Linked DNA regions of Homo sapiens: region 2 is linked to region 1. The links are chromatin loops, found by intact Hi-C in ENCODE. Cell type or tissue: K562. All regions are shown on one strand. Links, peaks and the distances in the headings refer to the core of each region. The heading gives the core; the rest is flanking DNA.

Evidence for each region. A loop is a pair of places that touch in the nucleus more often than their neighbours do. Peaks named below come from ENCODE experiments on the same cell type or tissue, not always from the same donor. Only the 100,000 strongest peaks of a DNase experiment are listed, where the experiment ranks them.
Region 2: a loop joins it to region 1, with 2.7 times the contacts of the local background. A loop is called at or near these places in 3 of 110 quality-filtered maps.

Annotation. Positions count from the first base shown.
Region 1 is chr18:8,653,342-8,656,257 of GRCh38, reverse strand. No RefSeq gene overlaps it. Among named protein-coding and RNA genes, the nearest start is that of RAB12-AS1, 18 kb to the right of the region's middle. In K562, for the core only: CTCF peaks have their summits at 982 and 1,576 (motif pointing left); DNase peaks (open chromatin) are centred at 1,037 and 1,597.
Region 2 is chr18:8,881,370-8,884,285 of GRCh38, reverse strand. No RefSeq gene overlaps it. Among named protein-coding and RNA genes, the nearest start is that of GACAT2, 180 kb to the right of the region's middle. In K562, for the core only: a CTCF peak has its summit at 1,570 (motif pointing left); DNase peaks (open chromatin) are centred at 1,205 and 1,565.

The DNA of each region.
Region 1 (2,916 bases), core at 172-2,671:
TCTTGAGGTTCTGATCCTTTTCTTGTCCCGGGCGTGAATACAGTCATCGTGAGGAAAATTTATCAGTTGAACAACTCATGATTTGTGTTCTTTTCTTTATGTATGTTATACTGCAACGACAGCTTACCAATACAAAACAGAACCAAACCAAAACCCCCCAGAGGAACTCGCCCTTGAGAAGCCCTGGTTCCCCCAGCCCAGAGGACCCTGGGCCCCTGGGAGCCACAGCTGGCTTCCCTGATTGTTCCCCACTAAGAGGCCAGGAGAGAACTGTCTTTTTCTCAACTCTTATTTCTTACCACCTGCCCCTGCTCACCCCACAAAGGCCTCTCCAAGCATACCCTCTGCCTAATCTCCATTGCCCAGGAGAGAACTGGAGCAAAGTTAGTATCCTTTCCTGACTCCCTAAACCTAATCATTACTTGCCTATCATCAGATAGCAAGAGAAATCATGCTCTCTTCTAGCTGGTGTTAGTTAGATCCCAACTCTATGGTATCCTTGCCCAGGCTATCTACGTACAGAATTCATTAGAGCATCTACTCGATTCTCCCTCTTTTTCCTTTGCAGAGACTTTTTGATACTCCCTGCTTTTTTGCTGCTGACACTGCACTTGAGAGTGCTGAATCTTCTTCTTCTTCTTCTTTTTTTTTTTTTGAGACGGGGTCTTGCTCTGTTGCCCAGGTTGGAGTGCAGTGGTGCGATCTTGGCTCACTGCAACTCCACCTCGCGGGTTCAAGTGATTCTCCTGCCTCAGCCTTCCAAGTAGCTGGGACTACAGGTGGCTGCCACCCCACCAGCTAATTTTTGTATTTTTTGTAGAGACACGGTTTCACTGTGTTGGCCAAGCAGGTCTCGAACCTCTGACCTCAGGTGATCTGCCCTCCTTGGCTTCCCAAAGAGCTGGGATTACAGGCATGAGCCACCATGCCTGGCTGAGTCTTCTTTAAACACTTTCCCAATCTTGTGAGGACAGTGCCACTTTGTGGAAAGTGGCCCTTGGCTACCCCTGTCTTTTGTGGATTCCTTATCTACGACCCTCCCTGCTGTGTCACTGACAGACCCCCCACTCCTGTCCTCAGCAGGTCCTGTGATATATGCCAAGGTCACGAGTCACAATCTTTGAGTGTAGTCCATGACTAAAGTTTAAAAAGCAAATGCCAAGTAGATTTAGTGAATAAAATACAGTTTTGTCTTCCTTAAATGGCACCTAGAAAAAAAAAGCAAACAATAAATGTTATCAAAAGAGTTACCTTTAAAAATTATTGTACACTGTCTACATTTAACATTTCTTTGTGCTTAAAATTCTTCAGCCTTCTAATTAGGGAAATTCCCCTGAGTTCCAACTGAATTCATTGTGTCTGTTCAAATTGCAGCTAAAATGTAGGGCATAATTTTTAAAATTTACATTCCTCTTCTAAATTATACCACATCCACATATTCAAAGGATCTATTTTAATTATGTATGTTTTTTAAAATAATAAAGATTCTAATTTAGAAATAATTGTACAACGTATAAATGATAGTCTAACCTGAATTTTTTATCATTCGTGCTCTGCCTCCTCCTAGTGGAAATTTTGTATAATTGCACCAACTCCTCAGCGATTATTATAACACCAGGATTATTTAGAGTCCATATAGTTTCCCAAGAGATTTGAGGTGGCTTAATGAACATACACACTATAAAAAAGTAAACTAAATAAGTTGAAATGCAGGTTTACAGTGTATTCACTAAAGGTAATAATGGATTCCATGAGAGGTTTCCTAAAGTTGTTTCATTTTGGATGAAGGCATGACACCAAGTCAGAAGACAATTCCTGGAGTCAAGACCATGGGTTTCTTCATGCAGCTGTGTCTGAGCTGTCTTGACCTGGGAAATAATGCTAAAAGAAAAGAACAGAGAGTATGACTTTCAAACTATGCTCCACGGGATTTTCGATAAAGTTGAGCAGCAGGTATTTGAAGCTGGTATTCAATTTCAACAGCTTGGAGTGTGGGCAATTTGTGTAGCTGATTAAGAGCAATCCGTATGTTTTAAAAGCACCAAACAGATGGTAGGACTGCTGTCATTTCTGGTGGAAAATTAAGAACCTAATGAAAATGCTAGATTCACGAGATGACCAGCCGGGTCTTAGTATTCAATTTATTCACAATCACTTGATACTTCCATTGGCTTTTGTCAAATAGGCTGTGGTAAGTTATTTTGGGATCAGTCATGGGGGGAAAGAGAAGGAAACTGACAAAGCAACAGATATTTAAAAGAGCAGGGACTATGTTAGTAACCTTCATTTTGCTATCTCCCTTATTGTCACAACAATTCTATCAACCTACCTCACAAAGCCAAGTGGGGTTAGGACTTTGCTGAAAGAAAGATTTCTCCCTGTTTTCTTCTAGAGGATTTTTAGCTTTAGGTGTCATGCTTAGGTCTATGATCTTTTTTGTAGAGAGTGCAAGGCGTAGATTGAGGTACATTTTTTTTACATATGAATATCTAATTGTTCCAGCTATTCACTGAAAAATCTATCCTTTCTCCATTGAATTGCCTCTTTCCAAACTTGTTGAAAGTCAATTCACCATATATGTATGACTCTATTCTGTTCCAGTCATCTGTATGTCTATCCTTTCTTCTCCACTATTTTTTTTCTTTTCTTTCTTTCTTTCTTTCTTTCTTTCTTTCTTTCTTTCTTTCTTTCTTTCTTTCTTTTTTTTTTTTTGAGACAGGGTCTCACTGTGTTGCTCAGACTGGTCTTGAACTCCAGGCCATCCTTCTGCCTCAACCTCCTGAGTAGCTGGGACTACATGCACGCACCACCATCCCTGGCTTATCCCTTATGCCTTGATTACTGTCGATTTATAGTTAAGTCTTGAAATTAGATAGTGTGGATCTTCCAACTTTGTTGTTCTTCAAAATTGCTTTA
Region 2 (2,916 bases), core at 241-2,740, 230 kb before region 1:
TGTTCTCACTCATAGGTGGGATTTGAACAATGAGAACACTTGGACGCAGGGTGGGGAATGTCATACACCAGGGCCTATCGTGGAGTGGGGGGAGGGGGGAGGGATAGCATTAAGAGATATACCTAATGTAAATGACGAGTTAACAGGTAAAGCACACAAACATGGCACATGTATACATATGTAACAAACCTGCACGTTGTGCACACATGCCCTAGAACTTAAAGTATAATGATGATGATAATAATAATAATAAAGAAGATATGCATCAGGCTTCATGTGTCAAAATGCCTGCCTTATCCTATCTTTCCATCTTATTTATTTATTTTTTGAGATGAAGTTTCACTCTTATCGCCCAGGCTGGAGTGCAAAGGCACGATCTCGGCTCACTGCAACCTCTGCCTTCCAGGTTCAAGCAATTCCCTGCCTCAGTCTCCTGAGTAGCTGGGATTACAGGCATGCACCACCATGCCTGGCTAATTTTGTATTTTTAGTAGAGATGGGGTTTTGCCATGTTGGTCAGGCTGGTCTCAAACTCCTGACCTCAAGTGATCTGCCTGCCTTGGCCTCCCAAGGTGCTGGGATTACAGGTGTGAGCCACTGTGTCCAGCCCATCTTATTTAATTTTTATACCTCCTTTGGGAAGCCAAGGTGAAAGAATCACTTGAGGCCAGGAGTTTGAGACCAGCCTGGGTGAAATAGTAAGACCCTGTCTCTACAAAAAAAAAAAAATGAGAAAATTAGCCGGGTGTGTAGCCTGTAGTCCCAGCTACTCAAGAGGCTGAAGCACAAGGATCACTTGAGCCCAGGAGTTCAAGGCTGTGGTAAGCTATGATCAAGCAACTGAACTCCAGCCTGGATGACACAGCAAGCCTTTGTCTCTAAAAAAATAAAAAATAAATAAAAAATTTTATATACATTAAGATTTAAAGGCCATGAAAGTTGTTCTTCAATAGAAAACTACGTTAGTGTTAGATATAAGTTCTAATTTTCTCTTCAAAGAATCAGCATGTCAGTATGTTTAATTCTTTGCCTTCTACTTTTAAACTTAACTTCCTCGTAAAGCAACTTTTTTCGATTACTTACTCCACCCTGACTCATTCTGATTATCTACTCCACTCTGACTCATTCCAATCACCTGCTCCACTCTAACTTATTCAGATTACCTGCTACCTGCTCCGCCCTGACTCGTTCTTCACCCTGCTTAACCATTTTTTCCTGCCAAAACACCCACCCCCTCACCCTCTTTAAATTAGCCAATCGGAATTATTTTAGCCTGTGCAGTCTAACCCTAGCCAATAGGGGAACGACACAGCAGCAGGTGCCACGTGCGTCAGGGATAAGAACCTCTTCCCCTCCCTTGTCCAAGTGTGTGCTCACCATTGCTCCATCTATAAGGGTGCACCCTTCTATAGAAGTAACTTGCCTCGCTGAGAATTAAAATTTTATATTTGAGTGCTATTTCTTTTGTGGCATTGAAACTTTATATATAACAATTTGGGGGCTCGCCCATGATTGCATTCCCCTCTTGGGATGGTCTCTGGTTCTGTCTCGTGAGGAGGCGCGCCCCGCCCCCTTGTGGCAGCCTCAGGGGTGAGAAATGATTCCTCAGTATGGGAATAACCCAAGCTCTCAGCAACATGGAAAAAAAAATAAAGGCAAGAACTTTCCAGTGGGGAAATTGAGCCTTATCCCAAAAGGCAAGAAATTTCCAGTGAGGAAATTGAGCCTCACCCCAAAACACAAGAAATTTCCAGTGGGGAAATTGAGCCTCACCCCAAAACACAAGAAATTTCCAGTGGGGAAACTGAGCCTCACCCCAAAAGGTGAGAAATTTCCAGTAGGGGAAATTGAACCTTGAACCTTACCCCAAAACCATCAAGATGGGAAATACACCAAGCAAGAGAGGGAGCAAGGAGGATAAAGATGGTAACAAAGATATCACTCTGGATAGCCCCCTAGGTCTCATGCTAAAACACTGGAAGGCTAATGAAAGGACTAAACATAGGAAAAAGCAACAAATGATAAAATATTGCTGTTTTCTTTGGACTCAGGGACCCATCCTCAAACCCTCAATCTTCTGGCCGAAGTTTAGGTCGAATGAGGATGCAATGTGTCAGTTTCTAATCTGATATGTTAATGATAGAAGTCCAGTGTCTCAAGAAGAACTAGGCTATGGAGGCAAGGACCTGCCCTCCTTTTTCCCTTAAAAACAAATAGGGAAGAACCCAATCTGGCACCTCAAAATGAAAAGTCAGAGGAGCCAGCTCTCATGCCTAAAAATTCCAGCACATGGGATCCCCTAGACTATCTTCCCCCATTCAGTGTCCCCAATTTTTCCCCTCAGACAGCCACTGCTGCCTCAGATCCCATTCCAAATTCCTCCTCTACTCACATTATCCCTCCTCCTTATAACCCTGACTCTTGGGAATTACCATCCCATCAGCCTGTTCTCTCCCAACCTAAATACCCCTCTCTAAAAGGACTCCAGCATGAGGTAGAACAATGTAAAAAAGATATTCAGGATTTCCCATTTCCCTTGGTACCTAAGAGGTCAGCCCCAGTGCTCTTCGCTTTGAAAGAGGTACCACAAGGAGGGGGTGGCCATTGGCTTTGTAAATACTCCCCTAACCAGTTCAGAAGTCCAGAATTTTTTTTAAAAAGGAGCTTAAACTGCTACTAGGTGACCCTTACGGTGTGGCAGACCAAATTGAGCAATTCTTAGGACCTCAGTTGTAAACTTGGGTTGAGTTAATGTCCATCTTGGGTGTCCTCTTTTTAGGGGAAGAAAGAGTAGCTCCACTACTGCAGGTCCTTCCCCTAGGGGAAAGGGAAGGAGAGAGGAGAACAGCAGCATAAGCAGCTGGCAGAGGCAGGGAAAGAACAGTAGAGAGGAAAGAGAGAAAGAGAGGGGAAAGA